Linked DNA regions of Mus musculus: all the other regions are linked to region 3. A link is a loop called in an ENCODE intact Hi-C map of the cell type or tissue named here. Cell type or tissue: left cerebral cortex. All regions are shown on one strand.

What was found. Hi-C counts contacts between places; a loop is a spot of excess contacts. Peaks named below come from ENCODE experiments on the same cell type or tissue, not always from the same donor. Only the 100,000 strongest peaks of a DNase experiment are listed, where the experiment ranks them.
Region 1: it touches region 3 in a loop (2.8-fold over the local background); 2 of 42 quality-filtered maps call a loop at or near these places.
Region 2: a loop joins it to region 3, with 6 times the contacts of the local background. A loop is called at or near these places in 10 of 42 quality-filtered maps.

What each region holds. Positions count from the first base shown.
Region 1 is chr12:72,973,282-72,981,281 of GRCm38, forward strand. No RefSeq gene overlaps it. Among named protein-coding and RNA genes, the nearest start is that of Six6, 37 kb to the left of the region's middle. In left cerebral cortex, CTCF peaks have their summits at 43 (motif pointing left) and 3,633; DNase peaks (open chromatin) are centred at 46 and 3,621.
Region 2 is chr12:72,757,282-72,765,281 of GRCm38, forward strand. Ppm1a (protein phosphatase 1A, magnesium dependent, alpha isoform) reads left to right here and starts at 3,930. Exons shown (of 6, transcript NM_008910.3): 1 at 3,930-4,350. In left cerebral cortex, a CTCF peak has its summit at 7,757 (motif pointing right); DNase peaks (open chromatin) are centred at 454, 3,257, 3,795 and 4,669; H3K4me3 peaks cover 3,534 bases; H3K27ac peaks cover 2,360 bases.
Region 3 is chr12:72,660,230-72,668,229 of GRCm38, forward strand. It overlaps Dhrs7 (dehydrogenase/reductase (SDR family) member 7), which reads right to left and starts at 4,599. Exons shown (of 7, transcript NM_025522.5): 1 at 4,400-4,599. The coding sequence starts at 4,532. In left cerebral cortex, a CTCF peak has its summit at 4,576; DNase peaks (open chromatin) are centred at 3,638, 4,155, 4,605 and 4,901; H3K4me3 peaks cover 1,969 bases; H3K27ac peaks cover 1,263 bases.

The sequences.
Region 1 (8,000 bases), 310 kb after region 3:
AAAGAGAAGAGAAAACAATGTTAGGAGAGCCCCCTGGTGGCATACTGAAGTTCTACCATCAGGAAAGCTGGTGAAAAATAAAGGATGTAGAGAAATGAACCGGCTAGAACAGGCAGGCAGTCTCCATGCCCCCTGACTCCTCCCCGGCGTACCTTATCATCATTGCTGTCGAGCCAGGGGGAAGACGGGGAGAAAGAGTTAGAGGAAATAGAGAGAAGGAGCTACAAAAAGTAGTTTCTCAGATTCTAAGAGTGATCCCTTAGATCTCAGTATACAAAAGTCGCCTCGGTATACACACACTCGCTCCAGCGTGTGCGTGCGTGCACACACACACTGTACACACACACACACACACACACACACACACACACACGCACACACACACGCACTCACGCACGTACGCGCGCAGACCAACAGTTTTCATCCTTTACCCAGAAGCCCCCATTCTACACTTTCAATTTTTCATTGTCTGGGTCCCATTGGTTAAAATGAATCAGAAACTTCTCACAAGGGCCCAGAAAGCCATTTTAATGGGTTTAAGGAATCCATTATAGGTTTCTGGTGCATAGCACAGTTTGAGAAACACTGGTTTATGATACTGATTCCTACAACGAGGAGAGATCTTACTTCTGAGGTACCTAATCTAAAAATGCACAAACAATTCAAGGAGATTTTGTGACCCAGGTTCCCAAGCCCCAGCCTTAGGTGTTCTGCTGGATATCGCTAGGCTGGGATCAGACACCTGGGATAAAGAAGCGCCCAGGTGATGTCGATGGCACAAGGACCTATGTCCTGTTCTTGTTTCTTTGTCAACTTGGTTATCTGGGAAGAGGAACCTCAATTGAGAAAATGCCTCTATCACTCAAGTCTGTAGGGATTTTTTTTTTAATTAATGATTGCCCTCTGGGGAGACACCATCCCTAGGTAGGTAGGCCTGAGTTGGATAAGAAAACTAGCTGAGTGAGGCGCGAGCCACAAGAGGAATGAGCTCAGGGAGCAACCCATGAGCCGTGGGAGCCAGCCTAGGGCCAGGTGAGCAAATGATCGATCCGATCCATGGGAGTGGGCAGTAAGCAGCCTTCCAATTCAGGTTCCTGCCCAGCTTCCTCAATGGTGGACTGTGATCCATAGGAGCTGTAAGGTTAAATAAACCCTTCCCTCCCCACGTTGCTCTTGGTCTTTTATCTGAGCAAACCAGGGCAGGGAGCACAGAGAGAGAAGGTTAGGTAGGAGATGCGTGCTGTAAGATGCACAAATCCTCAACTCTTGTAAATGGATGCAGAAGGAAAACTTGCCACCAGACAAATAAAAGGTTGTTTGTTTTTAATATAATGTCAACCTAAGACCGTCTTTCTTTTATAATGTCTTCTTAGGATTGGTCTTCCCTCATGAAAGTGCCACCACACTAAATAATTCTCCTCTACATCACCCTGAAATCAGGCTGAAGGTGTTATTAAAGTCATTATAACTTAACTGGCCATTTGCTATCTAGCCAATGGAACTAACCATCATAGATAATTATCTTATAGGAACAAACTGTGGTTTTGTAACAATGGTCTAATTTACTCATTTTGGCTCGTGGACGATATGCGTATATGTTCACGCAAGTGCAAGCACTCCCATGTCATAGCACACACTAGAAGTCAGAGGTTCTCTCCTTTACCTTGTGGGATGTGGGAGTTGAACTCAGGTTACTAGGACTTCAAGCAAGCACCTGTACTCACTAAACACTAATATAAAAGAAACTCATTGACTCAAGACTTTAAACGTTTCTTTAATAAGTCCCGTGTAAGTTGGGGATTAACAGATTCATTTAATTTTTCATAATTCTGTCTTGAGCTCATGGATATGCCAAGTAATAACTTGTAAACTTCAGCAGAAACTGAACACTTAAATTAATATTTAATTTGAGCTCAGAATATGTAAATGCTAATTTATACAGCCCTAAGTCTTACTGAATAGCTGTCTTTATAATGCCAGCTGAATCCTACAATATACAATGCAAAGCAATTGAACACATTAATATTTAACTATTAAGAAGTATGTATTATGTCCACATATTAGCATCATACAAGTCAAGCCTGGTGGTATGATTTTACAATCCTAGCTACTCGGGAAAGTGAGCAAGTTCTAGGACAGTCTAGGCAAATTTGTAACATTCTGTGTCAAAACAAAAAAAGGGGTTAGGGATCTAGCAGGTATGAGATGCTAGGCTCAATACCCATTATCACTCTAAAAAGTCACATATGAATCAATCATACTTACAATTTACTATGTAATAAGAATATATTGCATGGACTTTATGTACTATAATATACCTAAATAATCATGAGCAATCTGCTTAAAAACAAACACTATCATGAGATATTAAGTGACAGTTTTTATGACTTTGGAAGTGAAGAGGTTAGAAGGAGGTGAACACTGAACCCCATGTTCATGCCACTATCCCAAAACAGTATCTTAAAAAACACCTGTTTTAATTTTCTTAGATTTTAGACCGTATAGGTCAGTCTGTCTGTTCGTCCTCCGAGGCCATTCCAAACTTTGAAAGCTAAAACGACCACTGACAGACTAAACTTGCAATTGTGCCCTACTGATCTCACAGTGGATCAGTTAGAAAAGCACACAGAGGCAAAGGCCAGGGCTCGCCTGCCCTGCAAAAGCCAGTTCAAAGCAGCTTCATTTCCAAACGCTGGAGAAACTAAAGCTTTCTAAGGTTAACACCTCACATCCTCTCTGTGTGCCTTAAAGAACTTCGATACATTTTTGTTATCCCTCCTGCTATAAGCTGCCTCCTGCTGGATTCTCTGGAGGAAGAAGATAAAAAAGGGGGCCTTCAGAAAAAGGCAGTGCTCTTCCTGTTCAGGAGGATGTGGGATGTGGCGGAAGTAAGAGGAAAACACACATTCCCGTCCTACCTGGCTGCCGAGCTAACTCATCCTCCCTGGGGCTGCTCCTGGCAATCCTGTGCTCCTGGGCAGCATCCAACGAGCACCCCCTCCCCCAGTAGAAACAACTACCACTTTAAGGAGCTCATGCCCTCCCAACTTGGGTTCTGTTCAAAGTGTTAAAGAGTCCCCAGGTGTACATTTTAACATGGGATCTGCATTTCCCCCGTCCCCTGGTCTTTTGAAACATCCATAAACACCTAATAACTTTTCTTACCAGAAATACTGCTTCGATTGTATTTTAAAAAGAAAAAAGAAAGAAAGAAAGAAAAAAAAACCGTAAACTGCAATTCAGCGCCTGAGAACAGCCCCTCCCACCTCCACTCCAGTCTTCCCAACCCCCCTTCGCCTCCCCCAACCCCACCCTCCCATCCCCAGCAAAGGAGATTCCAAAAGTTCGTTAGGCCATCCCAAACCACAAAATAAAAACTCAGGGGATTTAAATAGTAAATACCATATTTTCCAAGAACGCCTGAATACCTTTAAGTAAAAATTATCTATTCCCCCAGTAAGATAGGAGGTGGAACTCCGGAGAGGGAGTTCTTTTCAGTCAGATGTAAATACACGCAAAGCACGGAGAGGGAGAGGGCTAAGAAAACAGCTTTTCAGTTCAAACGCAAAGATAACAGGACGCCAGGATCTTCGGGTGACCGCAGCCCTTACAGCAGAGCAGCAGCACCACCTGGCGTACAAGAAAGCTCTCTGCTCTGTTTTCTTCTGGCTAGGCAGCCTGTCTCCACAGCTCAGAGACACTGTCACAGGGCCCCAGCTGCAAGACAGTCAGTCTCCTCACTGACCCTGTTGTGATCGTTGTGGTCGCTGGCCCACCGATCCTGTTGTGAGTGACTGGTCTCTGGCCCACCTGTTGACAGCAATCTCTTTCGGACAAGAGCCCATCTTCCATCTTGTTATGAGTACCCCAGCCTGCAGCATGGAACTTGGCAAACGATAGAGATTCAGAAATGGCTCACAAATGAAAGATTCGGTTAAATGTTCAGTTGGGGGAAACAAATCACTCCTACTACCAATACCAAATGTTTCCCATCAACTAACTCTGCAGGTTAAATTGTAGACGTTTAGAATTCAGTTAAATCCAAGAAATTAAACAAGCTTTGAGCTATAAAAGTGCACTGAAGTGACTGGAAATGCCAGTGGAAAATACAGTACTCACAACTGGCTTATCTGAAATAAGTAAAAATTCCTTAACTAGGAAACCCAAGTCCTAACATGCAAAGCAATTCATCAGAATTATGGTACAAATTCCCACAAATCACACTTAAATCACATCTGAAATGCTAGGACCAATGCAAGATACTTAAAAATTTGTCTGATAGGGCTGGCGAGATGGCTCAGTGGGTAAGAGCACTGACTGCTCTTCCAAAGGTCCTGTGTTCAAATCCCAGCAACCACATGGTGGCTCACAACCACCCGTAATGAGATCTGACACCCTCTTCTGGTGTGTCTGAAATCAGCTACAGTGTACTTATGTATAATAATAAATAAATCTTTGGGCTAGAGCAAGTAGAGTAGACTAGAAGGAACGGGCTGACCGGAATGAGCAGAGGTCCTAAAAATTCAATTCCCAACAATCACATGAAGGCTCACAACCATCTGTACAGCTACAGTGTACTCACATACATTAAATAAATAAAGAAATAAATAAACAAATAAATAAATCTTTTTTTTTTAAATATGCCTGATAGACTAAATGCATCGCAGCCAATGCATGGGCATCCTTCATCTGTCAACAACCACAGCAGCAAACTTTCAAGAAGGCTTTCAAGAACAGCCTCTCCATCCAAAACTTATGAATTCCAAGGCCAGAGAACAGTATGACTAATTGTAACTAAAATAAAAACCAGCTGCTTGAAGCACGCCAGTAAGCACACATAAAATGCTGAGAGCCGTGCTCTGTGTTGTGTGGGGCTAGAGCAAGGTACAGAATGGTACCTTGGAAGCAGAGGTAAGTTTAAACCAGCTGCAGCCTGTGCCCAGGGAAGACTCTATGCTACTAATGTCTCACTACAAACTGTCAAGGGCGAGAAGAATTCCTGGTGGGATTCCATGGCAGAAGTCACACTGGTCATATCTTTTTCAAGGAACCAACTCCTGAAACAATGTCACCAAAAGGCTGGAAACATGATTTGTCTATTTCCTCATGGATGGAAATTAGTTTTTAGCTGTTTAGTACCCATCATCTATGAATTACATGAGAAAACACACAAAGTGGCCCTTCATGCTTCTAACGTTATTATTGCTTGCTTTCTTTCTTAAATGTGCCAGGTAAATGTTAGAGAACAGATACTTTTGTAACTTCAGGAGAAACATATCAAAACACTAATGTTAAAACTTAAAAGCAAGCCAGGCCTAGTGACACTCACTTTTAATTGCAGTACCTCAAGAGATAGAGCCAGGCAGATCTCTGTGACTTCAAGGACAGCCTGGTCTATATAATAAGTTCCAAGACAGCCAGAACTACATAGAGAGACCCTGTCTTGAAAAAAGAAAGAAAGAAAAAAAACTCATAGATAAAAATTTAAAAGGAACTCTCTGGTAGTTAAATTCTGTTTGGAATTGAGGATGGTTTTTGTTGTTGTTGTTGTTGTTTTAATTCACACACACACACACACATACACACACACACACACACACACACACACAGGCACACACGCACTTACACACAGCCATGCATAGGGACTGTAGCTTCGGTTTACAGAATGTTTGCTTAGCATGCACAAAGCCCTGAGTTCAATCGCCTGAGCCTTATGAGCCAGGCATGGTGGAATACAGCTGAAATCCCAGCACTTAGGAGGTAGAGGCAGGAAGATCTGGAGTCCAAGGCATTGTTCAGTGACATAGGAAGTTTTGGGGCTAGCCTGAACTCAATAGTTATCATAATAGCCAGTCACTCTGAGTGTGGTGGTGGATGCTTGTAATTCCAGTACTTGGGAGGCAGAGGCAGGAGGATCACCACAGGCTCAAAGCAACAAACAAACAAACAAACAAACAAACTATTCATCATGAAACGCCACAGGGAAGGGAAGCTGTGCTTTGTCATTGTCCTGGCAATGTCGGTAATCTGGACCTAAAATGAATGGCACAGTTGTACACACAGCTGTGGGAAGGCTGTGTCTGTTTTCTTTGAATATTTGCAGATTAAGGGCACACAAGAGATGCTTGGGTGCTGTGTGGACATTTGTGCTTGTTATCTTTCACAGCAGCCACACTGAAATAACTATCTGCCCCCAACCCCACCCCAGACAAGGAAATCAAGTCCTGGGGACTCAGATACCTTAGCTACCCGGAGCCAGTACGTATGTCAGGGTGAAGGGTTTTATCTCTAAGACTCTGCTAAGCATGTAATGTGAAAAGGAGACATAAAACAACCCGCAGAATGCAGCTGGAAAGAGAAAATGCTCTATTGAACTCCACCGAGCTAAAGGAGGAGAGAGTCATTTACAAAGTGCTCCAGTTTCATGTCTCCGCAGGTGAGGGGGCACAGTGTCACCACCAACAGGAATAGATAAGACTGATCATGCGGACGAAATAGCAGACCGAGGAACCTAGCTCCTACACAAACCTCTTATACAGAATTGCTCCATCCATGCTCAGCTTCAGAGAATAAGGGCACCCTCTAGCTCCGTGATTTCTAAACATAAACCAGGAGGCTCTAAGAGCATCTGTCCTGAGCTTGCTGTGAGCCAGGCTTTGTCTTGAGAGTCTCTTTACATAAGCACTACTATCTCATTTAATCATAGGCAAGACAGTGCTGAGCTAATATGACAAAGGTCACTTTTCTGGGAAGTCGGAGATTTAGGAAAATAGTTGTGCCAGGGCCCCAAGCAAATCCATGGAATCCGGATCTCTCGAGATAAGGTCAGAGCACTAGTGATTTGGTTGAAGTCTTGCCTGAGTAAAGGCTAGTATGAAGCCAGGCTTGGAAGCAAGGCAATTTCACACACCCCGAGACTCTGGGATGCAGCTGACATCTTTAACCTACTCATCCCCAGATGATTCCTGGGTGGGTCCACCATCACATACGGCAGTGGCTCTCCTCGGGCTTTAGCATCCATCAAAACTTGCTGGGAGCCTGTGTTTCCATGAAGTTACCCATGATGCTTCTAATCCTGACTCGAAGGAACCACGTTTCTGCCATTGGGGGGGGGGGGAAGCTATGTTTAGACATGAATATTAACATAAACAAATGGGGGGGCACTGTTGGGGTAAAACTTTCCTAATGGAATCTGAAGTTTCACAGCTACAGCGGCAGACACTAATAAATCCAGACTTGGAAATCCGAGGCAGTAGAATCCTGATTTTTAAAACCACCCTGGGCTAGAGACCCTATTTTCTAAACTCATTGTTTTAAATTTCAAATAATTTATGCATTGTGACATAACATTCTTGTTTTCCAAGCTGTGAAATATAAAGCCCATATTTAATTCATTTGTCTGTACCAAAAACCTACTAGGCATCTGGCTAGATTTTTGCCCATGGCCTTAATCACCAACCTCGAAACTGTACACTTGTACTTCTGAAAATAAACTGTACACTTCTGAAAAACGTTTACTTGCGAATACCTACATAATGGAGTCCAGGTTACTTTAACAGATCTGTAGTTGAGAAGATAGATGTAGGCCAGGTATATAAAGTTGAGACTCATGTGCATAAGAAAATATAAGTGGTGGGATTAAATGGACTTTTTTAAAGGTTATTTTGGCCCAGGCATGCATTATATGACCTGCTGATCTCTTTGCTTGGAGCCTCTGGTAAGGTTGGCACTTGGCAGAATGACGATACTTATGTCACGGGCCAAAGAGCAAACAAGGGTAAAGAAATGGTCAGAGTCCTACAATCATCTCCACAGGCACACCCCGGAGACCTAAGTGTCGCCAACTGGGCTCCATTCCCAAAGGTCCATCACCTCCCAACACTGTCACCCTTCAGACCAAGCCTGTAAGACAACATCCAAACTCCAGCAGCTCCTTCCAGGAACACGATGGGATTGTAGCTCTCTGCTTTCCTTAAAGCTAAGAATGGCCGTGTAATTTG
Region 2 (8,000 bases), 97 kb after region 3:
CAGGAGGCACAGAGGCAGCAGAAGATGGCTGGCTACCCCGCCCCCCACCTCAGTGGTGATGTCACACAGGGCATTGAGTCTAATCATTCCCACTCTTTAACAGTCCTGTAGACAGCTGTTTTTCATTACCATGATATGGTGAGGGGGGAGAGGGAGGGAGGGGATGGGGTGGGGTACCCCATCCCTGAATGAGATCAGTTTAGGGCTATCTCATATGTTCAAGTTCAGGAGAAAGTGGGTAACAGAAACTGCATTTTGGATTAAACTATTCAAATCAAGAAAGAGAAAAATGAGGGCAAGAAAGGAAAAGGAAATAAAAGGAGTACAGAAGAAAGGGAGAAGAGAGTCAAGAAGAAAGCAGACAAGAGGATACATGAAGTGGCTATGGGAGAAACAAAAGCCCAAACCAGGTAGTGAAGCAGACAGAGGAAAGGACAGATGGATCTCTGGCCTACTTGGCTTTGTGCTTGGGTAGTGCTCAGCTTGCTGTGGAAGGATGGTTGGCTGGCTGGGGGAGGGGGCTTCTCAGGCATCCTGGAGGATCATTTACATGCGGGGTGGGGGTGGGGGAGCACTCTGAGAGGCCTGGGTTAGGCCACCTCAGGACTGAGCCTCTGGATGCATCCATCATAGTTATTCAATAAGAATGTAACCCCCCAAATTTTTTCTTTTAAAATCAGGATTGTAGAGGAAAGGGAGAGAGTACTGAGTTTAAATTAAATACCTCATCTTTAATAACGGAGAGAGTATTGAGTATACTAGGCTTTAATTTCATATATTAATAGTTTTAGGGGTTTGTTTGTTTTTATTTTTTGAGACAGGGTTTCTCTGTATAGCCCAGGCTATCCTGAAGCTCACTCTGTAGACCAGGCTGGCGTCTCACAGAGATCTGCTGGCCTCTGTCTCCTGAGTGCTGGGATTACAGGTGTGTGCCAGCACTGGCCTACCCTAATAGTTCATGTTTCGTATTAAGTGTATTGGGCTTTAGCTTCCCTGTGTCTTTGCCTCAAGTCTCTCAAGTCCTAGGCAACGGGAACACAGTAAGTTCAGAACTTTGACACTTTACCTTTTGACTTCCTTTCTCTGTGTGTGTGTGTGTGTGTGTGTGTGTGTATACATATATATGCAGAATATGATGGTTTTAGATATGTAAAATGATCAAACTGATATTTAACCAAGACTTCAACAGGGGTTAGAGGATTAATTAAAGTCTTACAGTTAAAACCTGAAAAACAGTTATCCCTCTTATTTCCAAAGTCCCTTTCCTCATGGTGGTCGCATCTACAATCCCAGCACTCAGAAGGCTGAGGAAAGTGTGAGTTTCAGGACAGCCAGGGCTATGTGTTTCTGAGGTAATATGTGCATATTGTGTCTAAGTGTTAGAAATTCAGAGACTTAATCTTGGTGACTTGAGACTGGTCATAAAGGAAGAACTAACACCTGGGAAGTAGCAAACACAACAGATAAAGGCTTGGCTGTGCCTTCTTGTCTGAATGTAAGAATGGGATTGAGAAAGGCTTCCTGTAGGAACTAAGAACTTCCTGTAGGAACTGGGCGTGCCACATCTTTGACTTTTACTTGGCTGTTTATTTTTGAGACCCTGTTTCAACACCACCACCAAAAATTTGATAATAGAAGGGAATATCAAAATCAAATAACTTTCATTAGACAATATTAATGTCTAATTCCGAGTTCCTAAATGTTAAATTTATGGCCCACAAGTTTCCTCATTCACACTACAAATGGTGTCCAGAGACACAACTGACTGGCTGTCTGTGATATACTGACTGGTCAGACTCCTGGAAAAAGAAATCTCATCATTATATTTTATATATTACATACTATATCAAATTGTATTTTTTCTTACCTCTTCTGTTACTCAAGTTTTCTTACAAAGATAGGACAGAGAGACTACAGGAATGTAAACCTAAAAACCCAGACAAAAACCTCCCAATTTCCTATCATGTGTACTGCCACAGATGACTCAGCTCTTCAACGAGAAAATGTATTGTTTAAGAGCACTGTAGACAGGTGTGGTGGTAGGGATGTGGAAGCAGGAGGACCAGTTAAAGTAATCCTCAGTTTCACAAGAGTCAGCCTGGGAAAGCCAAGACTCTGTACACACACAGACAGACACACAGACACACAGAGCACTAAATGGTGGCTGTCACAACATGACTTTTGTATGCCCATCGTGCAGTAACTTGTTTTAAGTATTAATAGTAGTACTAAGAATTGAGTCAGGTATGGTGGCACATGCTTGTACTATCAGCAATCCAGAGGCAGTCTGGGAGGATCCTTGTATGTTTGAGGCCAGCAAGCACTACATAGAGACCTTGTCTCAAAAACAAAACAAGCACATAACAAAAACCCTAACCAGGGCTGAGGACAGAGCTTAATGGTTGAGGACTTGACATGGTTTTAATCCTCAGCATCCCCACTTAACAAAACCTAAACAACATATTGTATATAATAATAAAACAGCATTTCATTAAAAGATTTCGCACCTAATTTCATTTATTTCTGCACTTGTATAGAAAAGAATTAAGAACTGTATAGTGAATTTTATTTTTACTTTATATACCTGGAGGTGCTACAAATTCATCGTATTCCCAAAATACTGAGTGATTTGGAGGGTCAGTGAAGATAGTGTCTGCTGGGAATTGGCAGTCTCACATGTGGTCCTGCCATTGATGTCAGGTGTAAAAGTGAAGAAAAGGGAATCATCTTCCATAAGTCGTGGTGAAAATATCAGAAATGGTTACCACAACATCCAAAATAGAGAAATAGTTTGCGGGATGACAGCCGGCAAAAGCAGGTTGTATTTGATCTAAGAGTCAAGACAATGGAGTGGTTTATAAGAGACACGAAGTAGCGGGGTGGCAAACTGCAGTAAGCACCAGAGAAAAGGGGAAGGCCTTACTGAAATTAATCTTGTTACTGGTCTGAACTCAATTTGGCTAATAGTTTTAGTATTTTTTTTTTTAAAGCATTAGCCTATTTCAGCGGAATATATGCTTTTTCTTTGTATTATATCAGAATCTCTCTTAAACTTCTATTCCTGCGAATTTGGTTGTAAGGGTTAAGCTGGTGACTGAAAAGCTGGGAAGGCACACCCAACCAATGGGAACTCATACTGGTGATGTACTGCTTTCCAGCTCTGATTCATTGGCTGCCTAGGGTTTGTCATTCTATCCCGGCGTCGGCAAGCAGCGTGGGTCGGGTTTTCTGTGGTCGAGCTAGCTAAACTGGATTTTGGCCGCCTGCACGTGCAGTTACCTTTTGCTCATCTCTAGCTCTCCGTGAAAGCAGCTGTCACGTTTCTGATTATCCTCTAGATTTTGAAAAACCCTCGGTTCCATTAGCCCCACTGGAGGTCTTTGGAGGTGCCCGTTGAGCCCGAATCACGTGACCCCGTAACGTGCACATAAATACAATTCGGAATCCCTGCAGGGACTCGGGGACAACCCGCGAGAAGCTCTAGCTAGGCACGTGTCCCAAGGCGTGAACGGTTTGCACACGCACGTCTGCGGTATGGCCGCGGCACTCGTGTGCGCCTCGTGGGGTCGAAGGGGCAGGCTGAGTCCCCTGTGCCGGGCGCTAACCGAGACTGCACCTGGAGACCGGCGTCCGTAGGCAGGTGTAAGAGTCGGGTGCGGACGACGACGACAGCCGGGTTTGGAGAGGCCCTCTGCGCCCTAGCGCGAAGGCCGCGCGCCTGGCTCGCACCCAGGACGTCCACGCTCCCTAGGGATCGGCCCGCGGCAGCGACCTGAGGAGCAGCGCAGGGCAGTGACGTCACCGCCGCCCCTCCCCCGCCCAAGCCGCAGTTCCGGCCCTCCCACATCCGGGTCTCTCCAGCCCATGGGCCGCGCCGCAGCTGCAGGGCCGGGGGTGGGGGAAACGGCGGCGCGGGGCGGGGCGGGGCCGGGCGAGGGGCAGCGGTGTCGAGAGCGCGCGTGCGCGGGGCCGCGCTAGAGGCGGCGGCGGTGGCGGCGCTAGGGGCGGGAGCGCGCGCAGGAGCTAGAACGCCGTGGTCTCCGCGCCGGCCGGGTCCGCAGCTCGGGATCGGGTGGCTGGGGCGGGGGGAGGGGGGCCCAGGCAGGTGGGGCGGAAAGCGATGAGTCCTCGGCGCCTCCTCCGCCTCCCGCGGGCCCCGCTCTCTGCCTCCCGCTCCGACGCCCGGATGATCTGAGCCGCGAGGGCTCCGAGAGCCGGGGGCCCGGACCCAGCCCGGCTCCTCCCCTCCTCCGCCCGGGCCCGGCCGCCGTCGCGGGACCCCGTGCCCGGCCGCCGTCGCCACCGCCGCCCCGGCCGACCGAGGGACCCGCCCGCCCGCGGCTGCTCCGGGTAAGCGCGGCGCGAGGGCGAGGAAGAGGGCGAGGGCGGGCGGGCGGAGGGCCTGTGCGGCGGCGGCCAGGCCTGGGGCCTGTAAACAAGCCGGGCGTCTGCCCGGGCGATCCCGGGAGGAGACGCGACAACTCCACCCCCTGGGCGGCCTCCTCCCCGAGCCCGCGCCGGGTGGCGAGGGGTTAACACGCGGCGGGGGCGGAGGCGGGGTGTGTGCGGCGGCTGGGAGGGGGCGCGACCCTCGGCCGGGCGGGGCGGACACTGGCGGCCGCGGAACTTTCGGGGAGCCTGCAGCGGGGTCTCCCCTTGAAGCAGATCAGCCCGTGAGTTCACTGGATTTGGAGACTCACCCGCTGGGTTGAAAGTGAGGCCCCCAACTCAGTAGTGATGCCTCCATTTCATTCATTATTCCGGCTTGGAGCAAACCCATTGAAGTAAACTACAGGTTTTGCATCATTTTGGCCTGATATATTGGAGGAAAGTTCTTTATGTTAGAGTTTAGTTTAGGCTTGGCTCCCTTCTGCTTGTAGGTTGTAAACACACTCGGATCCCCTTCTTGAAAGACAGCTGGCTGTGGAGAGCCTTCTGCCAACTGGAGTTTTAGATCTTTTGCAAATTTCATCATCCAAAGTGTTTTTCTCTTTTCTCAAACACTACACGATACTTAGAAATCCACAAAGGTCAGAGTCTAAGCAATCTACGATGCCGCCCCCACCCCAAGTTTCCTGATAGTTGGAATAATGCTCCTGGTATATTTTTAACCGCGCGGTTAGAGTATAAGGAGATTGGCATTGTTTGAGAAGAATAAATGATTTTGACGTTACGAAAATGAGTAGTTTTCCACGGTTCAGAGAAAAAAACAAAAACAATCTTTTTAAACCCTGGCTTTCAGATTTCAAACATGACTACTACTGGATGGAGGAGAAGCCTGCTGAAGAATCATAGAACTTAAATGATTGTTTTCTGGGCCTTAGGATTTTAGGGTTTCTGAGGGCTCACTACATAGTGCTTGGTTCTCACCTCCCTTTAACCTTTTCTGTATTCTGGGCCTTTGCCAAAGATTATTTCTGTAGTTACAGATGAGGAAACTAAGGACCAGAAAGATAGTGAGCACACACCCACATACTTATCTTCAATACCGCCTTTATTGCCTTAATGTCTGCTTGACTGTTTAATAATTTGAAGCACAAAGCAGATCATCTTCCCAGTGCTACAGTTCTGGGCTGCATTTTTGTGTGTGTGTGTGTTTGTTTGTTTTGCATTGCTGGGGATAGATTTAGCTCGGGGCCTCTTGAATGGTGCAAGACCAAGTTCTCCTCACTTGTCTTGTATATACCTGATTGAACAGTCAGCTATGTTGGGATGACTGCTTTTAACCTAGAAGCTTACAGCAGTAATACCTTGAAATTATAATGAACTATATGTGCAAGTTTCTTCAAACATTTGTATTAATACTAAACACTTTTACATCTGGGGAGTAATTATGTTGGTGGTATCAAATATTAAGATGGATAATGTTTTATATTAGTTGTAATACATGTTTGAAAAATAGTAAAATTGGCCACTGGAAGCATCAAGTTGCTTCTTGCAGGGTTTGTGTCCCTATTTTTCACATGGAATGAATGACTACATTTCAGTATGAAGGGCTGTAGTGACCAGCCATAATTATAGTATAACCTGTTGTAAGGAATGGTGCTCTGCCAGAAATGTGCTCGAAAATATCTGTGCCCAGGGACAAGGCATTTGACCCTTTGAGCTTTGGAATCAGTAATGCCAAGGGGTAGATTACATCATCACATGTATATTTATTATTATTCTTTTGCCATTCTGTGACTGTTGAACATACCTTTAACAACTACATACCTGATAGACCTGCTACTTAGATGTTTTACCATTTTGAAGTTGTTTTTCTTTCTGGGCTCTGTTCTATTGAGTTTGTGGCCCGGCTTTAGGGAACCTTCCTGTAGTGGCCTTCACTGATCTTTCTTTCTCTTGCCATTGGGAAGCCTAGAAGATGTCCTGGGACATCTTTGGGGACAGCATGCACCTGAGACAGCATGTTTGAAGAAGCTGGGGTCCTCAGTGGTTGGATATGATGAGCATTATAAGAATACATTGTGAGCTTCTTTGTGTCTATGTGTCCGTGTGTCTGTGTATTTTGGTTCAAGCCAAGTGTTGTTGATCTTGTCTTAACTTAAACTTTTGTTTGGAAATTCACCTAATATCTAGTTGTCATCTTCCCCACCCCCCTACCAAAATGTATAGCATCCTCTTTTGTTGCCTTGTAAATATTGCTAAGTGCTTACTAAATGTCTGCATCTTTCTAATTTTTTCAAACCTCACCTTGGCTGTTTACTTTATGGCCAGTAGAATGTATTGCTGTTCTTAGTCTATACTGATACAAAAATAATTCTGATATATATTTGATGTTCCTTTCAAACAATCATCTATTGTCTGAGTAGTACCCGTGAGTGCTTTTCATCTTTAATCAAATTAAAAGACAGTTTAAAAAAAAAAAAACCGGGCTCAAGGGGAGTTGACACAGTTAAACTAAGCCTTGGCCCTGTGACATATGCAGGATGGCCCTCAGGAGAGCAGAAGCACAAATGTGCGGCTGTTAGATTTCCTGTATTGTTGTCATGCTTGCCCTGTCTTCAGGTAACACAAATACTTATCAATTCAGTGGCCTCATGGGTTACTTTGTTGTTTTTAGCAAGAATGTATGTATTTTTTGGCATGTTATAAACCATTCTCATTTAAGAAGCTTGGATTAATGTATAAAGAAAGGCTGACTATATTCTTTATTTTTTCTTTCTTCATGCTTTCTAATGTTTCATGTTCTGCATATTATATGACATCTAAAATTATTCATTTATCTATTTATTTATTTTGAGTTTTTTCGAGACAGGGTTTCTCTGTGTAGCCTGGAACTCACTTTGTAGACCAGGCTGGCCTCAAACTCAGAAAACCACCTGCCTCTGCCTCCTGAGTGCTGGGATTAAAGGTGTGCGCCACCATGCCCAGCTCTATTTATTTTTTGGGACAGGGTCTTACTACATAGCCTTGGCTGGCTTAGGATTCGCTATGTAGACAGGCTGGCCTTAAGCTCACAGAGATCCATCTTGTCTTGATGCTTGTCTCCCAGTACTGGGATCGAAGGCACATGCCACCACACTCAGCTATAAGTAACACCTTTTTGCTTCATTATGTGTTTACAGAATGAATGAATGAATGAATGAATGAATAAAAAAATATATATAATGATTGTAATCTTTATATTGCCTGTCTGAATACTACCAAGGCAAGAAGAGCCAGAGAAAGTATTGAGTGTGATAAGCTCTATCTACCTTTACATAAACATTTTTTTTATGTATACAAGCATACTGTAGCTGTCCTCAGACACACCAGAAGAGGGCATCAGATCCCATTACAGATGGCTGTGGTTGCTGGGAATTGAACTCTTGACCCACAAGAGCGAGCAGTTAACTGCTGAACTCTCTCTCCAGCTCATGACTTGACAAATGTTACAAGAAACTAAGAAGTGCAAATTTATATATGTTGAAAAACCTGGCTACGAACATTTGTTGTTTTTTTTTTTTCTTTTTTCTTTTTCTTTTTTTTTTTCAGTAAAGAACTGAGATTTGATTTCC
Region 3 (8,000 bases):
GTGAGTTCCAGGACAGGCAGGGCTACACAGAGAAAGCCTGTGCCTGTCTTAAAAAAAAAAAAAAACCCTCCAGAAAAGCTAGAAACAAACCACATTGTTAGTAGGCAGCCCACACCATATGTTGTATAGTTTGGAATCTTGGTAAATCTACTAGAATCTAGTTGTAGCTGAACCTCATCACTATATGGTTTCACTCAATTTATCTGCTTATTTAACAGGGGAAATTAAAGCTAGTGACTAGAAACTCATTGCCTTCTCAATTAAATGAGAAGGCAATAAATTCTAATTTCTGAAGTGGAACCACAGATGCCTTTGAAAATGCCATATGTTGCTCAATAGTATGATCTAGTATGATCATCTGTTCTGTTGTTGTTGTACTTAGACAGTTGTTGCCTTTGCCTGAAGCATGCACCTCATCCTCCTGCCTCCACACCATAAGTGCCACCCTCCCAGCGGTGTGACCCCTTGTCCCAGCCCTCTTTCTGGATTTAACGTTTTAAATTTCATTACTAGAATGACACATTATCCTAACTGTGTGTGCGCGTGTGCATGGCGGGGTGTGTGTACATGTGCCTTGGTGCGTGCTGGCTGGCAGTCAGGGGGACAACCAGAGAAGCCAGTTCTTTTCTTCCACCTTTTTGGGGCGTGCAGGATGGAGTTCGGGCCATCAGGCTTATACTGCAAGCAGCTTTAACTGCCGGTCTCACAGTTGTGGGTACGCACCAGAGATGACTGCTCGGGCATGGGTTAAAGCCAATAGGAAGTCTTTAATAGCCATCTGGTGTTTGGGATCCCAGTATAGCCCCGGGCCTTTCTTGGGGTGAGCTTTTAAGCACAAAAACTTTTTTTCTTTTTTTTTTTTTTTTTTTTTTTTTTGGTTTTTCGAGACAGGGTTTCTCTGTATAGCCCTGGCTGTCCTGGAACTCACTTTGTAGACCAGGCTGGCCACGAACTCAGAAATCCGCCTGCCTCTGCCTCCCGAGTGTTGGGATTAAAGGCATGCGCCACCACTCCAAGCAACAAGACTATATTCTGGGCTGGCATATTCCAGAAGCTGAACTACAGAAGCTAAGAAGCAAGGCTAGTACATTTAGAGCCTTTCCCGAACTATGGACTTCGATGGATTAGGTCTTTGTTTCGTTTCAGCAGGTGCGGCTGCTTTATGTTCTAAACGGCTTTTCATGGCGTCGGATGTGCTAAGATCTGGGGCCTACTAAATTCTGCGGCTTTGTTACGCTCACCAGACCTCGCATGGTCTCTTGTGGGCTCTAATTTGTCCCGTGACAGAGGGCAATAAGGCTCTCTCGGCTGGCCTTACTTCATTCTTGTCTATGAGCTTAAACAATTCCATATTAAAAACCATCACAGGGCCGGGCGGTGGTGGCGCACGCCTTTAATCCCAGCACTCAGGAGGCAGAGGCAGGTGGATTTCTGAGTTCGAGGCCAGCCTGGACTACAAAGTGAGTTCCAGGACAGCCAGGGCTATACAGAGAAACCCTGTCTCGGAACCCCACCACCACCACCACCACCAAAAAAAAAAAAAAAAAAAAAAAAAAACATCACAGGAACTTTATGGAGTCCGAGTTCTTCAGAACACTGGGGTCTCCAGGAGTGAGGGGGAGAGCTCTCCACACTTGTCTATTAAATGCACCGAGGCATCGACTCTGGCCGCCTCCTCCTCACCGGTGGCCTAATATCTTGCAGAGACTAGAATATCAAAAGGACTCCATAAGTAGTAAGTATCTACTGAATAAACACCAAGAAGCCTAGCTGAAACAAAACACTGTCTGCTGTGTTGTGGTGCACACATTCAGATATGGTCAAGTTTGGTCCCCAGTGCTGAGGACTGAGCCCAAGCTGCAAGCATTACAGACACAGGTACTCTCTATCATCAAACTACCGTCAAAGCCCCAAACATTTTAAAACCCAACTGTTTCTTAGACACTGGAACACATACAACTTGTCCTAGAAATAACCAAACTATGTAAACAAAGCTTTCCTTTCAGGTAAGATGCTTTTGGGGAGAGAGTACAATTGACCAAAGACTTTGAATGAATGAGAGGCTGTGTGCTCAGCTAGCCATTCACAACTGCTTGCTAAAAGCTTGTCTACACATTACCCTACACACCATTCATTTACGCTGTAACTGTTACTAATCAGCCTAAATTAACAGAGTCCAACCTTGTTTACACCAATAAACACCTATTATGTAAAGCCTGAGTGAAAATGGTCTCCAGCGGCTCGTTTTATGCCCACATGATCACAGATCTAACACCTATCTTCCCGTCCTTTAATCTAGCATCCTTTTTTTTTTTTTCTTAGTGTTTCCATAGAATCTGACAACGACTTAAAAAAAAAAAATCAGACTCTGAGAGTTGACAAGAAACCCAGAGTTTAATGCCAGCTTGAGAAATCTCTCCCAAGGCCTTGCACCACTCTCTGCCTCATCCCTCACACGATGTGGAAGCTGCTTCTCTCCAGCGCGAGACAGAGGCCACACCCTCCCTACGTCCTGTCTTCTCTATACCCATGGAAGGAGTTACAGAGACAAAGTTCAGAGCTGAGACGGAAGGAAGGACCATCCAGAGATTGCCCCACACGGGAATCCATCCCATATACAACCACCAAACCCAGACACTACAGCATATGCCAGAAAGATTTTGCTGACAGGACCCTGATATAGCTCTCTCTTGTGAGGCTATGCCAGTGCCTGGCAAATACATAAGTGGATGCTCACAGTCAGCTATTGGATGGAACACAGGGCCCCTAATGAAGGAGCTAGAGAAAGTACTCAAGGAGCTGAAGGGGTCTGCAACCCTATAGGTAGAACAACAATATAAACTAATCAGTACCCCCCCCCCAGAGCTGTGTCTCTAGCTACATAGGTAGCAGAGGATGGCCTAGTTGGCCAGCAATAGGAGGAGAGGCCCTTGGTCTTGCGAAGATCATATGCCCCAGTGCAGGGGAATGCCAGGGCCAGGAAGCAGGAGAGTGGGTGAGTTGGGTGGGGAGCAGGGCGGAGGGAGGGTATAGGGGACTTTGGGGATAGCATTTGAAATGTAAATGAAGAATATATGTAATAAAAAAATTACACCGCAAAAAAAAGACTAAACACACCTACATTTCAGACATAATTAATGTGTTAATAACTTTTATACAGTCACATAATTTATAAACTGAGTTTAACTCAATCTTCCATTTAAATAAATGAGGCCAAACACAAACAACATCCACAGGCTGCTATTGACCGTGAGCTTACAGATACATCCATCTGTCTCAATGGTGCTCAGTGGAGAGTTACAGTTAAAAGATGTATGGGGTATTTAGGATTCTTGCCCTCAACACTGACAGTCTCCGAGTCACAGCCATGCCCTCTCCTGTTTTGCAGCGCTGAATCCACAAGCACACTGTGCAGTTGCATTTGTCAGTACTGCAACTGTTTGAGCCAAGGCAATGCAGCTTCAGAGAAAAGACAGCAAGGATGCCTGCCAACATCTGGGAGGGACATAAAATCCAAGATCCAGCTGTCACCTACTCCTGCCCTGCTGACTTTGAATGCAGTACCTTCTGAGCCACCAGCTACTTCAAAGCATTTTTGTTCGGGTGCTTTGTGTATTTTCCACCACGAACAGTGGAATCCCACTTAGTCCTTTAAGGATCAGAAAAGCCTACCTAGGGAGGCTTTGAGTTTCTCTGTCAATGTCTTTAACTGAAAAACAATACGAAGAGTGCCCATGTCATCAGAATTGTTAACGCCAAAGGTCAGAGGCTGTCTGTGGCCTGCTGAACACACTGCCAACGTGACATAACACCCAGCAGCATCTGTGAACTGATATATCGGAGCATGTGAATCATGTATTAAGTGAACATTAAACACCACGCAAGCTGCAGATCGAAGTGGAGCGGGCGAAACGTGCCTTACTGTACACAGAATGATCTCCCTCCTGGCAAAAAGCCAGCTCAGCGCTTTCTATTGCGAAAATTTTAACCAAGTGAGCAGGTGAGTAAGTGATTCAGGCCAAATTTTCTTTGGGTGCTTCCGGGAAAGTAAAAAGTGCAGGATCAAAGAATGTTCCGGCCTCTTAGAAAGCAAGGGACACACTCTGCTCTCCATGGTGCCTTCCCTGAGAGTGTCCGGGGATCCTACGGAAGAAGTCTGTGTCTTGCAGGCATCAGAGAATTGCAGCGCTCTCTTGGGGTTTGACGTTTTCTATCCTAGTCTGGGTAACAAATCAGGGCCATTTTCGAATTAAGACAAGCGACAGAGTGGGTACTGCCTGTTTAGCCCCTGCCTCTTCCTCCCGGACCCTCAGCCCTTGGTCAAGGCTCAGCTTGGCAACAGCTGGGAGGGACCTCGGCCCTGATCTTCCTTAGAGCCCAGGCTGTAGAGGATGCTCACCTGGGCGTCGCCCTTGCCATTCAGCCCACAACAAGGTCAGGTCCGCATCCGCCCGCAAAAAGCGCAAGAGCTGCACAAGGGGCAGGATCAGCGCGCACAGCGCCAGCAGCCACAACAGCAGCTCCCAGCTCATCGCTGTCCCTTGCCTACCCGACTCTGCCGCAAGCGGAAGACAGTCGGCGCCCGCCCTCTACGCGGCGGGTCACAACCCGGGGCTCCGCCTAGCGAGTCCCCGAAGGTGGGGCTCCATCTGTGTCCCGGGCTGCACCACGGCGTCTCTGCGCGTCCCTACTGCGTGCAAGACTGCCGGGGTGTTGCAATAGAAGGCATGGAATCTTGGGAAACTGCTGTTGGGAGAGCAGTCAACAAGATTTGTGAGGGCATGAAGGAGTCTTTAACAGCTGTTTTTAGGACGACTTTTCAGGGCTTTGGTGGTGCCTTGGCGAGAAACAAAACAAAACTTTGATCACTGCCCGCTCCGACCCCGAGGCCCCATCCCCCGCTCCACGCTGGGAATTGTGCCCAGGTCCTTCTTCGCGCTGGGCAAGCTCCCAAAAGCTGAGCCAAACCCTCACTCACTCTTCCTAATCTGTTTTCCTTTCACTTTAAGCTTGTGGACTGAGATAAGCATACCGAAGTAACTCAGCACTTGAACTGGGTTGCCCTCGTGGACTGGCCGCTTATATTTAGAAAAACATTACAAATGATACTCATATTTGGCCAAAAGTTGGCTATCATGGCCCAGAGTAATCAGAACATAAAACTAACTGGGCTAGAAGGCAACTGTTGCTAAGTTCCAGGAGCTAAAAACACTCAGGTTGGTGTCCTCCTGCCACCGTTTGTAAATGATGCCATTATCATTTGACAGCATTTGAATATGGAAAGGCCTCTGTGCACACTAATTGCTCTGTTCTTTCTTCTGTGTTTGTTAGTATTGTTTTTATAAATTGTCACTTTTTTTTTTCCGAGACAGGGTTTCTCTGTTTCTACTTTGTAGACCAGGCTGGCCTCAAACTCAGAAATCCGCCTGCCTCTGCCTCCCAAGTGCTGGGATTAAAGGTGTGCGCCACCACGCCCAGCTGAATTGTCACTTTTTTCATTGCAGTGAGAAAAGGTTTACAAAGGTCTATATTTTGCATCTTTAGAGTGATCTATGCAGGAAATATTTGAACTAGTGTTAATCAGAAATTGCTGTGGTATAGTTCAAGGTGCATGTCAGTTAGCTAAACTTTTGGACTGCCATTTGGAATAATATTGGTCAAGAATTGCTCTAATTGACGTATCACCTGGGCCATGTGAATTTTATTTTTATTTTGTAGCACATTACTTTTGTAATAAGATGTCTTAAAATACCACACAGAGTCTCATGATGAATCTTATCCCAAATGTTTCCCCTTCTGTAAAAGGACAGGACTGCAGTGGATCTAGTGTTCCGATGGGTCACAACCCCAAGCTGTGGGGATGAGGGATCTGAGACTGGGACATTGGGCTTGGGAGACTGGCAGGAAGCTATGATCTCTTCCTGTCCACCCCTAGGGATTAGACCCGGGTGGGTGCTGAGTGTCGAAGTGCCAAGGCAGAGCTTTAGAGTGTTTTTCCGTACTGGAGCTGGAGAGGTGGCTCTGCTGTTAGAGGCACTTGTTGCTCTTGCAGAGAACCTGGGTTCAATTTCCACACCCACATGGCAGCTCACATCTGTTGGTAACTCTTGTCCCAGGGGATCCATTTCCCATCTCTGACCTCCGAGGGCATCAGGCACTCACATGGTGCACAAACATACTTTCAGACAAAACATTCATGCACACAAACAAAAAAAGCTTTACTAACATGACTTTTTTTGCCTTGTTTTGTTTCATTTCAGGCTCTCACCGCGGAGCACTGCTTGTGCTGGGACTCACTATAGAGACCACCCTGGCTTCAAACTCAGAGAGATCACCTGCCTCAAACTCAGAATGTTTTATGTTAACAAACGGAACACTTAGTTGAACACAATAACTGCACATGTTGGTTTGGAGGAAGCACTCCTAACCAGGATGATTCATAATCATCATATTAAAAAATTCACTTTTAAAACAGTGATCTCTAACTCCTTAAAAAAAAAAAAAAAAAAAAAGATTCACTTTGGGGTCCGAGGAGATGGTTCAGCAACATGACTTGGCCAGACCATGACATCCAAATTTTGTTAAAATGTTAGTCTAGATGCTACTGTGAGGTATTTTAAGATTTATTTAACATTTATATCAGTAGACTTTCAATAAAGCACATACCTACCCCCCATAATGTGGGGAGTTCAATCAGTTGAAGTGTTATGAGAAAACAGCAGAAGGCTAGGAAGATCTTGCTTCCAGACTGCCCTTGGGTTCCAATTACCTCGCCTCTCCCCTGAATTCCAGCTGCCTGTGTGCTAGGGACGTCAGGCCTACTGCACTTGAAAGCCATGTGAACCAATTCTTTACCATCACTCATAAATATGTATGTGTTTTTGTTTCCCTGGAAGACCTTGACTAGTTAAAAAAAAACTACAATAAAACCACATGACAGTTTGGGCATTAGAGAAGGAAAACACAAACCAATGTCAACTTCAGAAATTATTTTTCACTTGAACAATAGCATTATTCAGTAATTCATGTTGGAATCCAGTTATGCCCTCCCCACCTCGTGTGTGTGTGTGTGTGTGTGTGTGTGTGTGTGTGTGCGCGCGTGTGTGTGTGTGTGCGTGCACGCTTAAGTTCAAACCCAGGGCCTCAAAAATTCTAGGCAAGTTCTCTACCACTGAGCCCAGTTATATATTTAGTGAGCCCATTTCAATCATCATTAGATAACATATCTATTATGATATCATAATATATAATATATTATAATATTATAATTTTAATTATAATATTATTTCCTCATTTCTTCTGTTCAGCAGTGAGAAAGAATAGACAACAGGAGGCTTGGACTCCGGGGTCTGTGGTAATGACACTGAACACAGCCAGCACCAGGATTGCATGTCAATTCCAGTGCAGATATCACCACAGAACCTGGGAAGAAAGTGTTGAAGACAAGAAGGACAGGCGAGCAGATGTGGGGACTCTCCTGAGACCTGTGTGCTCATAACAGAGCAGGAACAGGCTGGGTCTCGGGAAGCAGCGGTCCTTAGCTGTGCAGTTGTAGTTTTAACAAACACACTCGGCTGGCCTGGCACTCACTACGGAGACCAGGTTGGCCTCAAAGTTCTGATCCTCTGCATCCTGAGGACTGGATTACAGGTATGTGCCACCATGACCGTCTCAAGCTGGCAGAATTTTAACCACTTAAATGTAAAATCTAAATAACTAAAGGGGCAAAATCCAAGCACTAGCTACATCCACTCGAAACATCATTTCCTCTCTGAACAGGGAAGTTACACAATGATGAGAGACCCACTCACTGCGGCTCTCTCACCTGTTCCCCTTTGAAAGGGTGGCAACAGCTTTCTTCCCTTTTGTGCCACTTCTTCCGGAAATCAGGATTGCACTGTAGAAACAATGTAACTATTGTTCCAGACTCCATAATTCAACGCAAACAGCCTTCTATGTTGGGACAGAAACCTTTCAACAGCAGAGGGGGAGGGGGGAAC